3 separate regions of the Homo sapiens genome follow, and all the other regions are linked to region 3. A link is a loop called in an ENCODE intact Hi-C map of the cell type or tissue named here. Cell type or tissue: ascending aorta. All regions are shown on one strand.

Region 1 (8,000 bases), 290 kb before region 3:
CTCATGGGAGGGAAGCACCTGTTTCCTTCTTAATCAGGTCTCCCTGATTTAAAATTCTATTGATAAAAATTTATCTTTAAAAAGTCCACCATGATAGCTCATGTCTGTACTCACAGCTACTCAGGTGGCTGAGGCTGGAGGATCACTTGAGCACGGGAATTTGAGGCTGCAGTAGGCTGCGATTGTGCCATGGAACTCCAGCCTGGGCAAATAGAGTGAGATCCCTTCTCTAAAAAAAATAAAAATTAAGAAATGTATCTGAAGAATATTTGGACAAGTATGCAAAAATATATGCATAATTATGTTCATTTTAGAGTTTTTTGCATTAATAAAAATTAGAAACAACTACATGTCTAACAAAAAGGAACTGACCAAGTAAAGAACGGGGCTTCCATGCAATGAAATTCTATGCAGCCATTTGAGATCAGAAAAACCTTTTTAAAAATCTTGGGATTCACCTGTTTATAAAACCCTGAAATTCTCTTTTCTTCAAACCAGATTTTGTCTATAAAATTTAAATACATGGAGTAGGTTTTTAGAAAAAAATGAAACAGTTGCCTTAGTTACGGTTAGGTAGGGAAACAAAGATCCTGCCTCTTAGCCCCTTTCCACACTAGCCACCCAGTACTCCTTACGCATCTCCCCAGATCTCTGGGATTTGAAGTGATAATACAAGGATAAAACTATACAGGGACAGATATTATCTTCTCAGTACTTCATGTGGGTCCCGCATTCTGCATTATATCATTTAATTTTCACAGCAAGCCTGATACAAGATGAGCATTTGCTTACCAACCCATTTTGCAGATGGGAAACCAAAGTCTCTAGGCCAAGATCCCCTGAGTAGAAAGAACCAGGATTTAATCACTAAAGTCTGAAACTAAGGGCTAGGCTCTAATGGGAAAGTGGTGAGTAGAAAAGTCAGCTAATAAATTCATATGCAGGATGCTAGTTTCCTGGTTGTGATCATGAACCATTGTTATAAAAGATGGGGGAAGGTGGATGAAGGACACACAGTAACTCTACAAGGTTCTTACAACTTTTTGTAAGTCTGAAGTTATTTCAATGTAAAATAAAATTTAAAATAGCATGTCGAATGAGATCCTATTTGGTTGTGTGTGTGTGTTTATAAATCAAGTTGGTTAACAGTACAAAAAATACAGTTAGAAGGAATAAGTTCTAGTATTAGGTAGTACAGTAGGAAAATTACAGTTAACAATAATTTATTGCATATTTCAAAATAACTGGAAGAAAAGATGTGTAATACTCCCAACACAAAGAAAAGATACATTTTTGAGGTGATGGCTACCCCAATTACTTTGATTTGATCACTACACATTGTATACAGGTATCAAAATATCACATGTATCCCCAAAATATGTAAAACTAATATGTATCAATGAAAAAATTAATTAACTTGAAACTTAATTTCTATACTTTTTGATATTTAAAATGGGGATCACTTTTACTCACTTGTCAAAACTAAATGTATAATTTAACAACACTCACCTTCATCTCTAGGTGAGAGTTTGCAGGCAATTTCTTTTTTCAAAAAATTATCTAAATTTTTAATTTTTTTCTTCAATGACTATGCATGATGATTTGTGTAATCTTTTTAAAAAGTTTAAACAATCATCTGGGGCCAGCTAAATACCTATCCAGGTCCTGCCTCTGTAATCCAGTGGTAAGAGATTCGATTGGTTCTCCCCAAACTCTTTCTTTGTGGAGTTTCAGAAAGCCAGATGCATATCAGGTCCTGTTTCTCTGCCATTCCCACCTGCCTGTCATTGCAGAGACTCCCAGTTTCTTGTCTCTTCCCAGAAGACACTATAGAAGCCTCCAGACCACGTGGCGGGTGGGGTGATGAGGGAGAGCGCTGCACACTTACAAATTACCGCAGCAAAATGGATTGCCTTGACAAAATGTAATGTTTTGTGACAGAGCCCAAATATGCATTTCATTCTTGAGAAGCAGACTCAAGGAACTCGTTGGAAATATTAAATTAAGCAGTGTAACAGCTGAGATAATTGGGTTTTCTGCCCTGTTGCCTGTGATTTTGTGTGGCGTTTGAGGCGGTTGGGCAGTTCTGTTTGACTGGGGAATGGGAGAGGCCCCTGGGAAGCTCTTGGAAAGTGGAGGTTGGGTGTGGTTCAACCTTATGTTGAGATGGGAGAGACCCTGAGCACCACCAATCCTCTGGGTCCTCAAATCAAAATCTCCCAGCTAAAAATGATTGCAGAGGCCATGTGGTTTGATGCCTGCCCCCATTTCATGGATGAAGAAACTGAGTCCTTAGGGAGATGGCTTAGCAAGATAATGGCAGAGCTGAGACATAAACTGCTGACTTTGAAAAGCTTTTTCCACAATATCATCCCTCCTCTTTATTATGGTCCTGCAACCGCAGGGCTTTGAGCCATTTTGCTTGTAATGCGCCCCAAAGATCCTGGGTTCTGGGATAGATAGACACATTGCAGGTGACAGTGCAGCCTCTCCTTCACTGGGGGAACCTTCTGCAAGTCTTGGCTGCTCGGAGCCTCAGTTTCCCTCTGTAAAATGGGGGTCAGCATGTTTGCATTGGAGGGAATGCAATGAGATTTTTAACAGGGCTGATTTGTAGATGAACCCCCTGTGGATATGGTTAAAGACGAAGATTTTGATTCAGCAGGTCTACAATGGGGCTGGAAATCCTGCATTTCTAACGGGCTCTGCAGGGATGTTGATGCTGCTGGGATCATCCTTCAAAGAGCAAGTTTATAACATATAGAACTGCTCAACCAGGGCTTGGTATGCAGTAGGCACTCTATCAATACACTCCCTTTATTCTCCTGTTATTCCTTCCAGGACTTTGTCCTAACCTACATTTCTGAAAACTCAGCCAGAAAGAAGATGGGAGGCAGGCAGCACGTCTGATGGGTCCCTTGGGAGCCATAAACATCCAATTCAACCTTGTGTGCTCCTGGTCCTCACCCGAAATGACCAGGCCAACTTTGTGGAAGGGGTGAGTCATGGCTGACAAGCTTTGCAGGCCTCCACAGCGGCACACTACAGAACTCAGCAGGGGAAATATTTCCACGTTTGCACATTTTCCAGCAGTTGGTCCAGGAATGCATGCCCAGTTAGCCTTGGCACACACTGGCCCAGCCCAGTACTGCCTCTCTGATGTCAAGGGAGTTTCTTTTTCAAGTCCAACTCAAAACACATTCCTGGACACCCAGAAATAAAGCTGGAAAATGGAGACCCTCTCTCTGTCTCTGGGCCACCCTCTGAGATGCCTTTCATCTTACAGCACTGACAAGATCATGTGGAAACTGATTCAGTCAAGTAGCCGCTGTGTGACCACAGCCAAGGCATCTCCCTTCTCTGAGCCTCAGTTTCCTCATCTATAAACTCTCAGCTGTGGAGTATGGAGCTTATGGATATGGATCCTGGAGTTTCCATCAGTTTCAATCCCAGCTCCATCACTTCCAAACTAGGTGAACTAGCTCTCCAATTCTCAGTTTCCTGATGTATCAATACAGGTTAACAGTAAAGTCTACCTCACAGCCCAGCTCTGGGAATTCAGCAAGATGAAAACTTATGTAATCTCAGCTCAGGGTTGGGCATAAGACAAGAGTTCAGCAAGTGCTATTATTATTTGCAAACATGAAAATTTATCTACCTACTGATTTACTGCTGGACTTTGATCTTGATTGGTGTCTACCCCAAATTGCTACTTCAATGTAATCAGCAGCTTTTATGGAGTCACTTAGGGATGATGATATTAACTTGCCAAAAGTTATTGGACGTTTATAAACCAGGCATTGTTCTCAATTCTTTACTTGTGTTATATGACAGATAATTCTCACAACAACTCTGAAAGATTGATTACGGTGAAAAATATAGTATTATTCTCTATTTTACCAATGAGGAAACTAAGGCACAGGAAGCTTAAATAACTTGCTAGAGGTCACACAGTTGAAGTATCAGTCAGGTATGGCCACAATAATGTTACATGACACGTGACCATAGACATCTTGGAGGAAAACAAGTGTTGACTTCTCCCTCATGCATGTAGGAGTTAATGGGGGTCTCCAAGACTGGTCTTGACTGAGCTCAGCCCCAGATCTTCTCCACTGATCTCCCATCCTCCTTGGACCTACAACTACTCATGGCAAAAGGCAAGGTCCCATGGGCCAGAGGAAACCACATGTTCAAGCCCAGAGTCAAGGGTTGGGGGAATATTTGTCCCCACACCTTGAAGCCCCAGCAAAGGTGTGAACATGTCATCTTCCTACACAGAAGTCAAGAACTGAGAGCATTAATTCAACATCCCACAGCTGATGGGGGATGGGGAGAGGAGTGAGGCAATTGACCCAGAGAGACTGATGGAAGAACTTGTTATCGTAACTGCTGTACCAGAAGTCTCTCTATCTCCTTAGAGTGTTGAGTAAACATGTGTAGAATGCTGCTCTCTGAAAACAGCTCTAGGTGGCTCAATCATGGCTTATGTAAGACTATTTGACATAATTTTATAGAAGATAAAATATTGGAATAATGTCCACTTTCCTTTGAGAAAGTCTAGGGAAGCAGTATTATTTATTTATCCATCCATGCATGAACCCATTAATACACCTACCATAAAATCCATACATCCATTTATCTATTCATCCACCTGTCCTAAAATCCATCTCTCTATCCATCTGTCCATCAACCTACCCACCTAGACATCTTTACATTTATCCATCCATCCATCCAACCATCCATCCATCCATCCGTCCATCCATCTCTCCTAAAATTAATCCAGTCATCCATCCATCTATCCTTTCATCCATCCATCCATCCATTCATCTACCCAGATGAAACATCCATTTATCTATCCACTTATCCATCCATCCATTAATCCTCCCATTCATCCACCTCTCCTAAAGTTCGTCTCTATATCTATCCACCCAACAACCCGCCTACCCACCCAACCACCCAAACATCCACCCATCTATCCACATCTCCTGAAATCCATCTCTCTATTCATTCATGCACCCAATCTATCCACCTACCCTACAATATCTCATCCATGTACCCATCCATCCACCTATGTTATAATCCACCCATCCCTCCATTTACCTATCCATCCAACAAATATTTATTGAGCTCCTATTATGTGCCAGACACTGTGCTGTACGGCAAACCCAGACCTGGTCTCCGCATTCAAGGTGCTTACAGTCTAGCAGAGCAGACAGATTCACCAGATAACCATACAAATAAACATACAATTCAAATGGAGACAAATGATACGGAGAAGAAGAATGAGGGGTGGTGAGAGGTTAGAAAAGGGGGCCTGACTTAGGTGGGATCAGGGAATGGCATTTATGGAAGGATCAGAGGGATGAATAGGAGCTAAGTAGATGAAAAGGAAAGAAAAGAGCCTCCCAAGTGGTGGGAAAACCTTAGATGAAGGTTGAAAATCAAGCGATGGAAAGGAATATAGATTTCTCCAAGAGCTATTAAGAGTCTGTAACTGGTCCTCAGCAAACAAAATGAGTTGTGGTGTGAGTGGGTGCTGGGGAGGGCTTCAGGGCCAGCCTTGCAGGGTCTTGTAGGCTGGGGAAGGATATGATTCTATATTTAATAGGGAGACAAATGTCCCTACAGGTGAGGAGGTCCAAGATTTGGGAGGCTAGGCTGTTGCAAGTACCCAGAAGGCCCTGCAGCTCTGCAAACATGGTTGTGGGAACTCTGAGGCTACAGTGGGGAGAGTAACTGAAAGGACCCTGTGTAGCCACTGCATCTGTGGCTCTGCTCAGGGCCACACATCTCCCAGGGTGCCAGCCACAGTCTGCCAACTCCTGCACCCCACAGTGCTGCTTAGCCCAGAAAGTTCATGTCTGGATTCAGATGGACATAGGGTTGATTCCGCAGCCCCATCATTTCCTCAATATGTGACATTGGGTAAGTTATTTAACCTCCCTGAGCCTCAGTTTTTCCATCTGCAAAATGGTGGTAATAGTTGGTGGGACAGAACTATGTCCCAATGTCCAGAACTCCCTCTTCAGCCTTCCCTAGAAATGAAGAAGGAGGCCTTAGCCTCTCAGACTGAGGTCTGTGTTGTTCATGGAGCCACATTCTATGAGAGGCTCATTGCATTTTAGTAGAGAGTGGGTACACTGCATTAGAAGATGCTGGACAGTGATGTGCCCTCTGTAGCCCTCTCTATCACTTGAACCCCTGTGGCTGGATGGTCCTTCAGGGCTAAAGCCTTCTCTGCTGACCTGACAATTGTAGCCAATGCCAAGAGGCACTAGGAAGCCTTGCGAGGTCTGTAGTTAAGAGACAGTCCCCAGGCTGCAATCAGATTTATTACCATGCCTGCCATTTATGCAACAAACTCGTGTTGAGTTCTTACCATGTGCCAGGCATGTGTCCTGTGCTGAGAACGCATAGCACCATGGAATCCCAGTGTGTTAGATGCCCACAGACTGGAAGTGGGGCAGATGTGTAGGGTAGGCTTACAGACCAGTGTGGAAAACACCCTAATCGATGTATGAACAAGTCTTTCCAGATCATAAGAGGGGGAATGACTACTCTCTAGGTAGAGAGTATTTGAGATGGCACTTAAGCATCTGCAGGAATTCGCAAAGCTTACAAGCACGGAAGAGGCATCCAGGCACAGAGGAGTGGTGCTGATGGTGCGGGAGGTAAAGGACACAAGGGCAGGACCCGCTCTGGTCTTCTCTTCTGCTATGGCCTCCAGAGCCTGAACCTTCCGCAAGACTTGCTGAATACTGTGGCCACTTAGAACCACGCTGACAATTGCAAGTGTCCCTTGCTTTATATTTTTTCACGTGCCAACAAACATAGGATCAGTCTACACATGTGTCTTGCTTAAGATCCAAAGGTGGCACAAGTAGCTATGATAGCTATGCCTGCTGTCAGCTCCTCTGTGCACCCCAGATAGTTCTAAAAACTTGATATGGAACGCTTTACTTCATTGGATCCTCTCTGCGTGAGGTTAAAAACAAAAAAGATATACTGGATTAGGAATTTGGAGACTTGGTTTCTAGCACAATGTGACTTTGAGTGAACATTTCTCCTCTCTGAGTCTTGCTTGACCCATTTGCCCATCTGTACAGTGAATGAATGCCAGCCAAAGGCCCTTCCTATTCTACCAATGGGAATTCTCTTCTTTAAGTCGGTTTTCTTATTTTATATCATCTCTCTCTTCTCAATAGGCAGGCAGTTGCTCAGGAGGGTAACATGGGGATACCCAAACTTGTAATTCATTTTAACACTGAGAATATCCAACTACTGAAATCAACCACAAGAGACTGGGAATGGAGTTCTTTTTAAGCTCCTGCTCTAGGTACAGTTGCCTTCAGATTGTCCTTTAAATATGCTATTCTTCATTCATTCATTCATTCATTCATTCATTCATTCATTCTTGCATCACTCACTGGGCATTCCCGCAAGTTTGATATTGGGCACACACAACGCTGGTACATCATTTTCCTTTCTCTTAAGATTTCTTATCTCCCAACTCAAAGGGTATTGTCCCCCCATCTTCATTTTATTATATAGTCATTTATTTATTATTTGTTTGTTCTCAAACCCCAAAGCCCTTCAGTTTAGCAGATGTGCCAGCAAACTTCCCCAAACATGGTTGTGTGTGACATTGATGGAAATAGTTTATGATCAATTTCAAGGGCCCTGATGATCTTTTTTTAATAAGGCACCGCTATGGGTGTGCAGCAAACTATGCCATTGTGATTTCACGAGATACTTGCTATGAAATCGAAAGCCGCCACCCCTCCTCCCTTCTTCCAGACTTAAAACGATGGTGCCTCCTTGGGGAGTGTCTATCAGTGGCTTCAAACCCCTGGTGTGGCTGCTACAGGATAAAGAATTTTCTCTCTAGGGGGCCCTCGCTCAAGGTCTGCAGGCAGCAGTATCTCTTCAGGTGTGGTCTAAGCCTCTGGGAATGGGCCCAGGAATCTGCATTTCCACAAGAACCTCAGGACAGTTTTATG
Region 2 (8,000 bases), 130 kb before region 3:
GCCGGCGTAGTAGTCAGCCAATTAATCAAGCAGTGGCGAGAAAAAGATGCAGAAAGGATGAGTTCGCCCTTCATGTTGATGGGGCCGGCGCAGGGCAAACGCTACGGCACCTGAGCTCACGGTTAGGCATGCAGAAAGGGATCATGGGAATATCTTCCCGTCTTTGTCTTTCTCGTGAAGGATGGAAAATGTCAAGCTGTTGTTTGGCTGGATTGAGGGGGATGGGGGTGGGGGAGAGTCGAGGAGGATTCGCAGTCTGGTGAGGCAAGGTTTTAACTCTTTGAGGACATCTCTGCCTCCCTCCCTCCCTAGCCCCAGCTCCACCTTCTTCTCCTTCTCCCAGCCCCCCGAGCACATCTGTGGGGAACTCTGCCTGCAAACGGCAAGTGGGAAGGCGCTGATTGATGGTGACATGCAGGCTGGGGCAGCCTGTGTGTGTGTGTGTGTGTGTGTGTGTATGCGTGTGCGTGCACGTGTATGTGTGTGCATGTGCATGCATGTGTGTATGTGTGTGTTTGTGTGTGTATTTGTGCATACATATGCTGGGGGCGGTCAAGAGGCATTTTTTCTCTCCCTCATAAGTGTTCTTTGTTCATTCTGGAACTGAGCGGTGCATGACCCCTTCTCTCTCCAGCCCTGTCATGTCCCCTAGGAAGTGAGCAGTGCCTTGAAATCAGAGTGGCTGCAAAGACGATGGTTGTAGTAATGAGGCTTTGAGGATACAACCGGGTCTCCCTCTGCATGGCCCTCAGTATGCTAAGCCCACCCAGGAGGGTGGCCTGACAGGTGTCCCCTGGAACTGTCAGAATTCCAGGGTGATTGTAAGGACTGGCCATTCCTAGGGCTGGTGCTCAGAAGAGAATCAGAGTGCAGGGCTTATGACTCACACCGATGATGATCATATGGTAATGTAATAATTAGCCAACTTCACCAGCAATGCCTTGTCCTGATGCCTTTAAATATCCACATCATTTCATTATTTTTAAACTCTGGAAAAACCATGGTCCCAAGGAAAGATATGTCATTAATTCACTCACTGAGAACATGGGTATTTGATTTTCCCCACTTGCCCTTAGAATGGACTTGGTGGGCATTGAGTGGTCTATTTGGCAGATAAGGATGCTGAGATCAAAGGGCTTCCTTTAGGCCAGTGAGTGGGCTTACAAGGAGCTCAAACCATGTCTCCAGTTCTTATGTCAATCCTTGCTGTCCTTTGGCCAGAGAAGAATGAGCAAAATGAACTACATCCTGTTCCACCACCCTGTCCCAGGACCAGTCCATGACCATTGCCAGCACATCATGTGAGCCCACTGTGAGATCCAATCCGTACACAAAGGTGCTGGTTCTGGATCCAACCCATACAACAAAAATGTGGTCCAGGGACCAGCAGCATCCTCCCACATGAGAGCTTGCTAAGAATGCAGCGTCTCTGGCCTCAGCCCTGCTGAATTGGAGTCTGCCTTTTAACAACATTCCCAGGTGATTTGTGTGTACGCTGAAGTTTGAGAAATACTGTTTTAAGGAAAACTTATGCCCTACACTTACTATGTGAATTCTGGATGAGTCTGATGATCAAAGGCAGCTTCTACTCCATGAAATATGGTACCAGGTAGCATCTGCTGGGACTAAGTGTGAGTGCTGTTTGACTGCTCTTCACCCATCCTGACACATCCTATGAGATGGGCACTGTGGATGTACCCATATTACAGGTGAGGACGCAGAGACATGAAGAGGTGAGGGGACTTGCCAGAGGTGGGACAGCCAACAAGCAGCACAGCCAGAAATGGAACCCAAGCAACTGAGTCCCCTTTCGGGCCAATGATCCTGAAGCTTGAGCATGCATCAGAATCGCCTGAAAAACTCATGGGAGTGTAGATTTCTGAACACCAACCTAAAGATTCTGATTCAGAGGTGGACCTCAAAATGTGCCTTACTAACAAGTTCTCAGGCAGCAATGCCGAGGTTGCAAATACGGGGCCCACGCTTTGAGAACAGCTGCTCACTGGCGGTTCATCACCTGTGTTAAGAAACTAGCTGGTTTTGTGATCAACTCCAACCAGATATGATTGAGATTTGAGTCAGTGCCCCTGCCCTAAAAAGAAAAAGAAAAAAGGTGTATGGATGTGGGTGTGGGGGATGGTGTATTCATAGGGAATCACCAATAACTAAAACACAAAGAGGGCATGGTGGTCCACAGAAGGGAAAATTGCCTTTTGATGATCCCCAGCTTAGTGGCATGAGCTGTCCCCGTGCTCCTCATTGCCATGGCTAATTGAGAGTATATTGCAGCATCATTGCTGTAATAATCCTTTCCATTATTTAACCTGGACAATGCATGGTGTTATAATGAGTTTCCAGCGTCTGGTCATTAAACCAATATTTACAAGGCCCGGCCTGTCCTGGCCGGGTTCGGTGCAGAACACTGGAGACCAGGAAGATAAGGCACTGATCTTCCTGTCTTTCAACAACTCCCAGGTGGCCAGCTACACCCCTCCATTTGGGGCAGGTGGGTGGAAGGGAAGATGTGCATAATTCTGGAAGAAAAAAGGGGGGTCCTGAAAAGAATTCACAGCTGAAGTGACCTGGTAATATTTGAATGTTACTTTCTTGTCGTTGTATGCTGTTTGGAAAAAGTGTATCTGTAAGTGGACTAAAAATACACACAATTTTAAAATACAAAATTGAAAGTGTAACTTCCAAAGTTCTTCCCCCCAAGGATAATCACTTAACATTTGGTGGGGGGCAAATATCGTTTTAGATATCTCCTTCTATTTTCCTCTCTTCCTCCCCATCTGTCTCCTCTCTCCTTCCCTTCTTTCCTTTCCCCTCACCTCCCCTCTCTTCCCTTACTCTCTCTCTCAGCCTTCCCATCTCTCTCTGCTTGTCTCTTCCTCTCTTTCTTTATCCCTCTTATCCCCTCCCCTCTCCTCCTCTCCCCTCTTCTGTCTTTCTCTTCGCCCCTTTGTCTTCCTCCCTTTCTTTCCCCTCCTATCCTCTCTTCTCTGTCTGCCTCCCTATCTCCCTCCCATTCTCTCTCCCCCCACCTCTCTTTCTGCTTCTCTCCATCACATACAGGTATATGACTAGATGCAGCTCTGCATATTTGAGAGCAGTGGTGGAAAAAGACTAGAAGTCCATCAGGCAGTCAAGAGCCAGAAGGGTGTCGGGGCAAAGGGATACTATATGGTAAGGAGCATAAAGCGACCTGTGGAATGACAGCCCTAAAGAACTAACCCAAGTGTCGAAGAATGAGGGGATTCTCAGCAGGTGAGTCAGCAGGGCCTGGATCACGGTGTGCAGTTTGCACTTTACCCTAAAAGGAATGGGAAGCCAGGGAAGGTTCTAAGCAGGAGAAAGGCTTGGTCTTTTTGCCTTTTAGGGAGACCTCTCTGGTAGCTACTGTTGGGTCAGACTGAAAGGAGAGAAGCCAGAAGCCATGAAGCTGGCTGCATCAGATTCATCATAGCTAAGAAATTTTAAAAGAAAAATGACAGGATGCCAAGGGAGGTGTGTTTTGGTGCTGGGCATTTTCCGATCAAGAGAAAATAGAGCCCTGAAAGATATTTTCCTTCTGCAAACTCCAAGGAGGGAAAGAAAGAAAGAAAGAAAGAAAGAAAGAAAGAAAGAAAGAAAGAAAGAAAGAAAGAAAGAAAGAGAAAGAAAGAAGAAAGGAAGGAAGGAAGGAAGGAAGGAAGGAAGGAAGGAAGGAAAGAGAGAAAGAAAGAAGGAAAGAAAGAGAGAGGAGGGAGAGAGAAAGAAAGAAAGAAGAAAGAGAGAAAGAAAGAAAGAAAGAAAGAGAAAGAAAGAAAGAAAGAAAGAAAGAAAGAAAGAAAGAAAGAAAGAAAGAGAAAGAAAGAAAGGAAGGAAAGAAGGAAGGAAGGAAGGAAGGAAGGAAAAAAATAATTCCCAAACTCCCCCGTGTTTGTCTCTTTATCTCTATGATATTCAATTTCCTTATCTGTAAAATATATTTAAAATTCCCATTTAGCAAAGTGTTCAAACAGCAAATGGGTGCCCCTGGATTTTGCAAATTATAAAGTTCTTAACCAACAAGCAACCGTGGCTGTTGCTGTTGTCCTGTGGTTGATTGTATTTGTAGCTCTTTACATACTTCACAGAAGTTCTCACCACCTGCCTTATGCTTTCATAATTGTATATCTTTCAGCTTCTGCCTCTAGAGCAGCACTGTTTCTAATAGAACTTTCTGTGATGACGGAAACTTTGCATATCTGAGCTGTCCAATATGGGAGCCACCAGTTTCATGTGGAACCCTTGCAGTGTGACTGATGTGACTGAGAAACCACATTTTACATTTTATTTAACTATAATTAATATACATTTAGATTTAAATAGTCACAAATGTCTACCACATTGGACAGCACAAACCTAGAAAGAAAGACCATTGAAAACATGGACTATGTCTTACCTGCCTTGCAATCCCTGCTTTACAATGGATGGATGGATGGATGGAAGAATGGATGTGTAGATGAGTGAATAGATGAAGGGATATATGAGTGGGTGAGTAGAAGGATGAATGTGTAGATGGGTGAATAGATGGAAGAATGGATGGGGGGGTGGATGGATGGATACATGAGTGGGTGAGTGGAAGAAAGGTTGGGTGGACGGGTGAATGGATGGATAGATAGATGAATAAGTGCATGGAAGGATGGATGGATGGATGGATGGATGGAAGAATGGTTGTGTAGATGGGTGAACAGATGGATATATATATGAGTGGGTGAGTAGAAGGATGAATGTGTAGATGGGTGAATAGATGGAAGAATGGATGTGGGGGTTGATGGATGGATGTGTGAGTGAGTAAGTGAGTGAGTGAGTGGGTGAGTGGAAGAATGGTTGGGTGGATGGGTGAATGGATGGATAGGTAGATGAATAAATGAATGGAAGGATGGATGGATGAGTGGGTAGGTGGAAGAATGGGAGGATTGGAGGATGGGTGGAAGGGTGGGTGGACGGATATATGTGTGAGTGAATAGAAGGATGGATGGGTACAAGGGGGGATGGATGGATGGATGCATGGATGGATGGATGGATGGATGGTTATAACAGGTGCTTACTAGCATGGCTGAAAGGGCTCCCAAATCAAACTAAAAACATCTGGTTGATGTCTTCACTCCATCACATACAAGTTGAATGACCTAAAACAAACTATTTTACATATCATAGCCTCAGTTTCCTCATCTGTAAAATAATTCTAATCTCAGAAGGCTGTCATGAGGGTGAAATGAGATCATTTATGTAATAACACTATACAACATATAACGGACTGTACAAATGTAGGGCATCACTATTATGTTTCATGCCCATTGAGCAATTGAGTAAATGAAGCAGTTGCTCCTGATGGATAGTAGATCCTTGATAAATGTAATAAATGAAGGCAAAAATGAGTAAACCATTAGTTACAATATGAAGCACAAGCCAAGAGAGGGAACCATAGTTTCTAGGAATAACGTGAGTAATGGATTTTTAGGAAACTGCTGAGGGGGGCAATTGGAGAAAGACACGGGTGAGTCTGGTGGAGAAGGAAGGGTTAAGATTTTGGATTCAGGCAGATCTGTGTTCAAATCCCAGCCTGTCTATTTTGTCAGTCTGTAACTTTGGGCCAATCTCTTCACCTGCTTCTAATTTCTCTCCATAGATACTAATGGTGTTGGGGACAATACTCTACTTCAGAAGACTTCAGAAAAATTACCTGAAATACAGCATGTGTAATTACCTGCCCCATAACAGCCACATAGTAGATGCCCAATGAATGTATTTCCCATAACAGTTCCCCTCCTGGGACATAGATTAAGGGATGGGGAGAATAGCTAACAGAGAAAGGTCTTCCATGTTTCCAAAGGGTAGTAATAATTAAAATACCACTGCTAATAATGATAACAGCTAGCATGAACTACACTCCATCTACACGTCTGGTATTTAGCTAAGTTCTTTGTGTATAGTAATTATCTTAATTATTCCATATCCCAACCCTGCAAAGTCAATTCTATTATTATTCCCATTTCGCAGATAAGAAAACTAAGAGCCCGAGAGGTTAGCTAACTTGTCCAGGGTCACACAGGAGCTGAGATGAGAATTCAAGGCACCTGATGCCCCCTGTTGTGTTTTTATAAAGCGTAAAAATAAGATGCACAGCCTCTTAGGGGTTAACTCTACCACAGATAACTTTAATTGAACCCTTCCCACATGTAAGGCATTTAACATACTTTATCTGCAAGCTTCCCACTATCTTGCTGGGGAGGCATTATCAGCCCTGTTTTATAGATGGTAAAACTGAGACTCAGAGAGGTGAAGTTACTTGCCTAAGGTCACACAGCCAGGAAGCTTCAGATCTTGGATCTGCACTCAAGTTGTAGATTCCAGGGCTGGTGGCTTCACTGCACCACATTTGTGTGGAGAGTAGAAAGGAGAGCACTTTGCAGGTGCCTTTCCCAGGGGGACACATACTTCCCTCCCCTAGTGAGCCCTTCCAACCAGGGAGACAGCAGCCCTTGAGTCAAATGGCTTTTGGACGATGCAATTGGTCTTTTTCCATTCCATCTCCCCCATTGGTTCATAGCTTCCAGCGATCTATTCTTCCTGCAACGTGCCTGTCTTGGTCTTCCATGTGTGCTGGAAGTTTCCAAAATACTCATGTAAAGATGACTTGTTCCTACGTTCAAAGGAGAAACTCCTCCACCCTAATCAACCTGGGAAAGACTGATGAGTTGGAGGCTGGAGACCTGCTTCTGGTCTTGTTCAGGTAGTGTGTGAGCTTCTCTGGGTCCCAGTGGCCCCATCTCTAAAATGGGCAGGTTTGCCCTGGAGCTAACCAAGTCCCCTTCCAGCTTTGATTCTCATTGGTCCTGCTTCTCAGATCACTGCCTTCAGGGCTGGACTCTGCAGGACCTAGCTGGTAACACAGGCAGCTGCCTACTTGGGGTGGGTTATCTACCCCAGGGGTATTTATGTTCTCTGCTTTAAAAAAATCCCTCCTTAAAACAGAAACATCCCCAGAAGAGTGTTAACACCTCCCACCTTGACAGAACAGGTCTAGCCTTTGGGTGGTGGTGGAGGCAAGCAGACTCTTCTGAATAGGAGGGGATGCATCTTGAGGGGTAGCAAATACTGATTTGGGCCTCTCTCTCACTCTGCTCCTACCCACAACCTCACTTGTCCTTATTATTCTTTTCAAGAACAGAAATATCTGACGCTGGATAATTGAGCACTGGGGAAATTTCTCCCACCTCCCCTAGGTAGTTAGTGATATTGTAGAAAATGTATTGATGTGACATAATGTTGACAATCAGTTCGTAAGTGAAAAAAAACTACAACTAAAAAAACCAAGTTACAGAGTAACATGTATGGTAGGAGGTTATATTTCAAAGATATATATTATTTATAGATATATATATATATTTATATGTATACATAGAAATTTTATGGGGAAACGTTCCTGGAGGCAATACGGCAAAATGTGAATGGTCCCTTTCTCTGGGAGGTAGAAAGAGATTTTTAAGATGTTCTTCCCCCAATTCCATGATGTGTGAGTCAGTGGAGTGGGAATGACATGATAGTTTTCTCACCTCTATGTCCTTGGCATCTGACACAGCACTGACATACAGTGGGTGCATGAGAAATGTTTGTTGAATGGATGGAGAGGAATTTTTCCTGCACATTTTCTATAATGTGCTTGCCTTGTTCTCATAAAGAGAAAGGTAATAAATGCTTAATTGTTAAGTAAATCTTTTTAAAATGAACAGGAAACTGGTCTAAATGAAGTATCATTATCTATTGGAAGCTTGGACCGAGAATGGGCTGCAAGATGGAGCCTTGGGGTAGTGAGATGATGCTATCTGCTTTGATGGGCAGAGCCTGGCACGTTTTGGGGCATCAGGGGCCTCTGTGAGAGCACCTGGGCTTAGCCTCAGATGAAGAGGGAGCTGCAGACAGCACATTCACGGGGGCCGCATCCACAGTATATTGGCGCCACACCAGTCTTC
Region 3 (8,000 bases):
AAAAACACTTTGGGAGAATAGAGAAGGGGGAAGTTGTTTTGAAAAGTAGAGAATACCCTGGCACACCCTGTCTGAAACCCTTCAATGGTGAATGGTGTCTCATTATTCTTAGGCAAGATAATGATCTCCTTCTCCAGCCTTCTATGTGGTCTAGTCCCTGCCAGCCTCTCCAGCATGGCAGTCCTGACACTCTAGGCTTTTTTTTTTTTGACATGGAGTCTCACTTTGTCACCCAGGCTGGAGTGCAATGGCATGATCTCGGCTCACTGCAACCTCTGCCTCCCAAGTTCAAGTGATTCTCCTGCCTCAGCCTCCTGAGTAGCTGGGATTGCAGGCATGAACCACCAAACCCAGCTACTTTTTGTATTTTTAGTAGACACGGAGTTTCACCATGTTGGTCAGTCTGGTCTCAAACTCCTGACCTTGTGATCCACCCACCTCCGTCTCTCAAAGTGCTGGGATTACAGCCGTGAGACACTGTGGCCAGCCAGCTTCTTTTTATTCAGTTAGTCAACCATATAATTTACCTTCCAAACCAGGCCACTTTGGAGAAAGGAAGAGAATGCTATTAATCAATAAGCCAGGACAATAGGGACTACCTGGGGTAGACCAAGATGGGCAGTCACCATACACCATCATTCCTGCCACAGAACCTTTGCACATGCTGCCCTCCCTACTCCGCACTCACCTGTCTAATTGGACCTGAAGCTTCAGCATCCCTTCTTTAGGGAAGCCTCTTCCAATACACCAATTTAGTCAGATCCCTTGTTAAGCATTCTGCTACAACTTGTTTCATTAGGGGCACTAATTTAGATTTCTAAATACATACTCAATTGTGTCTGTATTTGATTAACTCTCTGTTTTGAACAGGATATAAACTCCATGAAGTTAGAGACTGTGTCTCTTTTTGTTCACTCTTTATCCCCCACATCTGGCACATAGTAAAGCATTCCACAAATGCGGCATTGGAATGCATGAATAATTGCTGACCTCTCCCTGGAGGGCTCAAAATAGAAACCTTCTGATGTGAGAGGACATTTCAATGTGGTCTAGAAGAATAAGTAAAGAATTAGACTCCGGTCTGGCGGCAGCCATCAGATAAGCCAAGATGGGTGCATACAAGTACATCCTGGAGCTATGGAGAAAGAAGCAGTCTGATGTCATGCGCTTTCTTCTGAGGGTCCGCTGCTGGCAGTACCGCCAGCTATCTGCTCTCCACAGGGCTCCCCGCCCCACCCGGCCTGATAAAGTGCACCGACTGGGCTACAAACAAGGCCAAGCAAGGTTACGTTATATATAGGATTCGTGTTCGCCGTTATATATAGGATTCATGTTCGCCGTGGTGGCTGAAAACGCCCAGTTCCTAAGGGTGCAACTTACAGCAAGCCTGTCCATCATGGTGTTAACCAGCTAAAGTTTGCTCGAAGCCTTCAGTCCGTTGCAGAGGAGCGAGCTGGACGCCACCATGGGGCTCTGAGCGTCCTGAATTCTTACAGGGTTGGTGAAGATTCCACATAAAAATTTTCTGAGGTTGTCCTCATTGATCCATTCCATAAAGCTATCAGAAGAAATCCTGACACCCAATGGATCATCAAACCACTCCACAAGCACAGGGAGATGCGTGGGCTGACATCTGAAGGCTGAAAGAGCCCTGGGCTTGGAAAGGGCCATAAGTTCCACCACACTGTTGGTGGTTCTCGCCGGGCAGCTTAGAGAAGGCGCAATACTCTCCAGCTCCACCGTTACCGCTAATATAATTAAAGTTTGTAAAATTCATACCTAATAAACAATTTAGGACAGTCAAAAAAAAAAGAACGGGACTCCATGGAGAAGCGGATGAACAGCTTTCAAAGTGGAGGGAATTGCAGTGCGCAAAAGGAAATGTTGGGCCACAGCAAAAGCAGTCATAGAATGGCCTGGAGTTGAATAACTGGAGCACCAAAGTGTGGGAGTGAGCTGGAGGGGGCAGGTCAGGTTGGAAAGCCTTGAGTGCCCAGTGAAGGCCTGACTCTCAAAAAGCAACAGGGAGCCACGGAGGACACTTACCATTGGGTGCCTTTGAGGGCCATGGTGCTGGAGGTAGAATACAATCCCCACCTCCTCCAAGTAAACCTAGAGTCTGCTGGCAACAGCAGCTTGTTAAGCTTTTCTTACTTGGAACACAAATCTATTTTTTATTTTTCTTTCTAATTTTTTAGAGATGAGGTCTCGCTCTGTCACCCAGGCTGGAGTGCAGTGGTACGACCATAGCTCATTGCAGCCTCAAATTCCTGAGCCCAAATGATCTTCTTGTTTTTGCCTTTTGAGTAGCTGAGACTACAGACATGCGCCACCATCCCTGGTTAATTTTTAACCTATTTTTGTAGAGATGTGATCTCACTACACTGCCCAAGCTGATCTAGAACTTGTGGCCTCAAGCAACCCTTTTACTTCAGCCTCCCAAAGTGCTGAGATGACAGACAGGAGCCACTGTGTTCAGCCACAAATCTATTTTTAATGAAGGCTGGGCATGGGGGTGAGCACAGCCACATCTGAAGCACTTCTGTTCCCTGAAGGGTAGTTTGAGAACCACAAACACAAACATGGCTATTTTTTAAAGCTCTATCCAGGGCTTTCCCCATCAGCTATGGCCTACAGAAAGCAGTTGATGTACTAAGGTCACCCAGCCAGGAATCAAGCCCTGATCCTCAGTCCTGTGTCCTCCCATTGTGCTACTCTGCCTCCTGAGTAGGGCCCGGGAGAGGACACCAGTGGCCCTTCAGAGGGGGTCTTATCTAGCCCTGGAACCAGACAGAGCTATACCTGTCCCAAGTGATGGGCAGCTCTCACCATTCCCATGCACGCCAAGGGAGGGGGCAGAGCAATTGTCCTTGATGACCCAGTGTCCCCCCAAAAAATCACACCTCCCATTCCCAGAGCATTTCCTGTGATCCTTCTTCCAACTGAAACCCACATCAACTCTTGGAGCTGGTCATCATTCTTCTTTTTTATTTTAACAGTAAGGGAACTGAGGCTCAGAGAGGTTTGGTAACTTGCCCAAGGTCACACAGCTTGTGAGTGGCTCAATCCAGATTTGAACACAGATCTGACTCCAGAACTTTTTAACCCTGCACTAACCACTGCCAAAAGAAAAATAAAGTGTGTCCTGGGGAGAGCTCCCTTTCTCTGTGGAGACTTATAAGAAAGAAAAAAGGCAGGCATCTTCCAGTCTGAGATGAGTGGAAGAGAGTCCCACCAGACTCAGTGGAAGGACACGATGACTCCAATAGGTCTGCCATCCCTCAGATTCTATTTGCAGGGCTGTCCCTGTCAGGACAGATGAAGCATCATCCAGTTAGGCAGGCTGTCCACCTGGCTGTCAGCACAGCATCATTTATAATGCCTAAGCCATAACCAGGCTGTGATGAAGACTTCAGCCCTGGCTCCTCGGCAGGGAATGCAGTTGACTTTGGAACCAGCTGTCCTGGCATGCCCAGTACAGCAAATGTGGCTTAGACGTGAGCCCCAGTCTGAGGACTTAGGGTCAGCCACAACTCCTGCCACAGGCAATCTGGCACCGAGAGAGATGGTGGTGGCCAAATTGTTCATACGGGGCCATTTGTGTGTCTGAGAGCCGCAAGCGCTTGTCCAGTAGTTCAGATGATGGAATGTGTATTTCTCGTAATGGAAAGTGGAGTCCAACAAATGTATTCTTCATGACTCAAGACAGAGAATTGCTTTAAGAACTGGTCACTCTCTCACTGAATCTTCACAACAACCAACGAGGATGTCTTCTATGCCCCACGATCCCCACTTTGCAGTTGAAGAAACTGAGTGTCAGAGAGAGAAAAGGCCTGGTTGAAAACTCACCAGTGGTGGCCCAGAATAAGCTACCTTCCTACGTGGCAACCCACTGCTCAGCATACGAGGCTGCCGTAGCTGGAGCCTTCAGTCAAAGTTAGCCCCTTCCAGTCTTATTTCTGCATCAGGTTCTCCACTAAACTGTACATTCCTTGGGGACAGGGATCACATTGCTTTTAGCTCTCTACCCACGCATCCTGGGAAACAGTGGGTGTCCAAATGATTGTGATTCTCACAGTGTGTTGTACCCTAATTATTTATATGTATAAATTCATACTTCCACCAGATCAATCATTTGCAGGCTTATTTGAGCTAAAGAACCATAGTAAAATACAAAACAAATGGTGGTTATTTGACAATTATGCCAATGAAATTATCACAAGAGAGGGTATTATCCTACAAGGGATCCAGAGAGAGTTTTGAAATTTTCTGGTCCACAGAGGCTGCTGTCCCCAAGTCACTAAAAGAAAATGCTGAACAAGGAAACTCAGGGAAAAAAATATAGTAGGTATTTATGCATCCTCAATTATATGTCAGATATGGTGGAAGTGCTTCACATGTGTCAACTCAATATTTATCCCCAGAACAGCCCTAGAGTCAGTAATACATCCCTCACTTTATGAACAAGGAAACTGAGCCCCAGAAAGGTGGTATGACTTGCCCAAGGGCACACAGATAGTAGGTGGCAAAGCCAGGAGTCAAACCTAGGTCCGTCTGTGGGCCCTCCTGACAATCCTCCTCAGCCAGGTCCCCAAAGGGGATAAAACGCTACTGACCTCCAAAACTGAATAAGCTTCACAAACTTCTAGTCATTTATACGTTTAAACTATATTTTCTTGATGCCCATCTAAAGGTACTGAAGGGAGATGAATTTGACACCGTTTCTGCCCCCAAGCACTCACAATCTAGTTCAGATGAGACCAGTAACTCCATAAAATAAAGTGTGAGGATTCAGGGGCCAGAGAGGGGAGGCGGCTTTAATTCCTGAGTTTCAGTTACCTCACACACTGAGGAGATTTGGAGAGGCTATAATTTCAAGAGTTCCATTAAACACGAATGGTAAACAAATAGACATTTAAGAGACATTATTTTGGTCTTCTGTCCAAAGTACCTTACCTTCCTTAGACAAAAGAGTTGTTGAAACAGTTTATTAAATTGCGCTAGATTGAATTTCATTGGGTTGTGGGACTATCTTGTGCTGGGAGTTGTGCTGACTTGGATTGGCTTGTATTGGGTTGACTTAGGTGGCTGAGAAGTGGTCTGTTGCATCATGTTGAAATGTAATTTGTTGGAATTTGTTGGGTTCAATGGTTTTTGCTGAATAAGGTCAAGTTGAATGGGGTTGTATTGTGTCGGTGGTGAGGTTGTACTAAGTTGGGTTATGTCGGTTTATTTCAGTTGAATTGATGTGGATTGAATTGGGTTAAGTAGATTTCGTTGGGTTTAGTTGGCTTGGCTTGGCTGGAATGAAACTGATTGGTATCCATCTATTGAGAAGGGTGTAGAGCCATTTCCTGTCCAACAAATAGAACTGCTCTGGAAAGCTCTATATTTTAGGGCCAAAACCCACAATGGATGGAGCCATTTTGCATTTGAGGAAGTATGACCCAAATAAATGGTCTTTCCATCTCTGCTAAAATCTAGTTTACTGGCTGCAGAGATGGCAATGAGGTATTAGGGGGTGGATATTGCAAAGGTCACACGGTTTGTATGCAATTCTGGCATCTCTGTCGGTCCTATCCTATTCATCAATTTGCAAAGCATCATGGAGCTCTCTACATGTGCTGGATACTGAAGATCAAAGGATGAATAATGCCCCATTCCTGTCCTTAAGGACTTAATGATGCCACGCAATTACTGTTTACTATAATATTGTCTCCCTTGGGCAAACTCGTCATCCTCAAATCTGGCTACCAGCAAGACAATTGCCAACACTCTGACCCCAAGACATTGGAACAATGGAGAATATCCACAAGCACAAAAAATACTTTTGGTCAGGAGCGGTGGCTCACACCTGTAATCCCAGCACTCTGGGAGGCCGAGGCAGGCTGGTCACTTGAGCTCAGGAGTTCAGGACCAGCCTGGGCAACATAGTGAAACCCCATCTCTACAAAAAGAATACAAAGTTAGCCGGGTGTGGCATGTGCCTGTAGTCCCAGCCACTCAGTTGGCTTCAGCCTGTGAAGCAAAGCTTGCAGTGAGCCAAGATCATGCCACTGCACTCCAGCCTGGGCAACAGAGCCAGACCCTGTCTCAAAGACAAACAAAACAAAACATACTTTTTAAATAAATAAAGCCTCTAGCAAGTCTGATTAAGAAAAAAATGGAGAAAGGGAGTGAGAAGGGAGAGTTATACAGCATAAGTCTTTTAACTACAAAAACAGGAGAGCTTTTACAAATTATTTCAAAAATACTACAAGCAGACAGGGCATGGTGGCTCATGCCTGTAATCCCAGCACTTTGGGAGGCTGAGGCGGGCGGATCATGAGGTCAGGAGATCGAGACTATCCTGGCTAACACAGTGAAACCCCGTCTCTACTAAAAATACAAAAAAATCAGCCAGGTATGGTGGCAGGCACCTGTAGTCCCAGCTACTCAGGAGGCTGAGGCAGGAGAATGGTGTGAACCCGGGAGGCAGAGCTTGCAGTGAGCCGAGATCGTGCCACCACTCCAGCCTGGGCGACAAAGCAAGACCCTGTCTCAAAAAAAAAAAAAAAATACTACAAGCAGCATACTTACCAATACATTTGAAACTTAAATAAAATGATTTGAAAGAAATAAAAATGACCAAAGTTGGCAGAAGAAGAAAAAAATGTTAGACTTAAAAGTCTAATATCCATTAAACATTGTACAAAATCTATTATTATCCCCTCTCCTGACCATCGCACCTCATTCCCTGGGAGCTTAACATTTTATAAACCTGTTATGTCAGACCTTTAATGTACAGGTAAATCCAATAGTCTATGCATTAAAGAATGAGAAAGGTGGGGCATAATTCAAATTCATTTGAGGCTAATAAGACCTTTATACCAAAATCCACTAAGAATAATACAAAAGTAAAGAAATCTATAGAAAAATAGACATGAAAGTGTAAAATGGAAAACTAGGAAGTCAGGTTCAGTAATATTTTAGAAAATACATTATGAAAGGATAGGGTGAATCTAAGAAATGCAAGGATGGTTCCATATCAGAAAAACTTATTGTATAATACATCACATTAAATGAGAAATTCGCATAATTCGCTAAATCCATTCTGAAAAAATTTTGAAAAAATTCAATCCTCATTTATAATTCAAATTGTCATTAAAAGAAGGATTGAAGGGAACTTTCCAGGAGAATTTATAGATAAGGCTTTACGACTAATAAGAACACTCAGTGAGATTCCAAAATATAAGATCAGCATTCAAAAACCAGTAGTGCCTTCTGTTTCCAAGAAAGATATAATAGGTCACGGTAAGACAGCATGTGTGCTGACAGCTAGAAAACACTTAACACAGAAATAGTATTTTTAAGGGAATCCAGAACTGTGAAAGCAAAGAAAAAAAGTATAAGGACTACAGTTCCAGAATAGTAAGAACCGTTCAGAAATGGGCAGACAATTGGCTACTGCTGTTTCAGCCTGGAACATTGTTGATATTGGGCTCAGGCTGAGAATCTTCACTTGCCCAGACAGAGGGTAACTGCCCAGGGAAACCAAAACAGTGGAGTCCAAGGATGGGCAGTGGGAGTGGTCTGCCCCCGATGGCAGCCAACAGAGGCATGCAGAGACTGTAGAGAACATAAAAGCAATAGGCCGGCGCGGTGCCTCACACCTGTAATCCCAGCACTCTGGGAGGCCGAGGCGGGCAGATCACCTAAGGTTGGGAGTTCGAGACCAGCCTGACCAACAAGGAGAAACCTCTCTCTACTAAAAACACAAAATTAACCAGGCGTGGTGGTGCATGCCTGTAATCCCAGCTACTCGGGAGGCTGACGCAGGAGAATCTCTTGAACCCAGGAGGTGGAGGTTGCAGTGAGCTGAGATCACGCCATTGCACTCCAGCCTGGGCAAGAAGAGCAAAAACTCCGTCTCAAAAAAAATAAATAAATAAAACTAAACATCAATCTGCTTTTCGTTATCACCATGAGTTAGTAATTCTAAACAATTTCAGAGATGAAAT

Evidence for each region. A loop is a pair of places that touch in the nucleus more often than their neighbours do. Peaks named below come from ENCODE experiments on the same cell type or tissue, not always from the same donor. Only the 100,000 strongest peaks of a DNase experiment are listed, where the experiment ranks them.
Region 1: it touches region 3 in a loop (2.8-fold over the local background); 2 of 110 quality-filtered maps call a loop at or near these places.
Region 2: a loop joins it to region 3, with 3.0 times the contacts of the local background. A loop is called at or near these places in 4 of 110 quality-filtered maps.

What each region holds. Positions count from the first base shown.
Region 1 is chr22:27,165,705-27,173,704 of GRCh38, reverse strand. No RefSeq gene overlaps it. Among named protein-coding and RNA genes, the nearest start is that of LINC01638, 55 kb to the left of the region's middle. RefSeq lists an enhancer at 2,336-3,535. In ascending aorta, no CTCF peak of the experiment used is centred here; a DNase peak (open chromatin) is centred at 3,054; H3K27ac peaks cover 332 bases.
Region 2 is chr22:27,015,344-27,023,343 of GRCh38, reverse strand. No RefSeq gene overlaps it. Among named protein-coding and RNA genes, the nearest start is that of LINC01422, 120 kb to the right of the region's middle. RefSeq lists an enhancer at 2,646-3,845. In ascending aorta, no CTCF peak of the experiment used is centred here; a DNase peak (open chromatin) is centred at 3,333; H3K27ac peaks cover 4,750 bases.
Region 3 is chr22:26,880,657-26,888,656 of GRCh38, reverse strand. LOC110091768 (a long non-coding RNA gene) reads right to left here. Exons shown (of 6, transcript NR_146604.1): 6 at 6,872-7,883. It also overlaps the pseudogene RPL15P22. Among named protein-coding and RNA genes, the nearest start is that of LINC01422, 19 kb to the left of the region's middle. In ascending aorta, no CTCF peak of the experiment used is centred here; DNase peaks (open chromatin) are centred at 1,146, 2,240, 2,416 and 3,506; H3K27ac peaks cover 4,350 bases.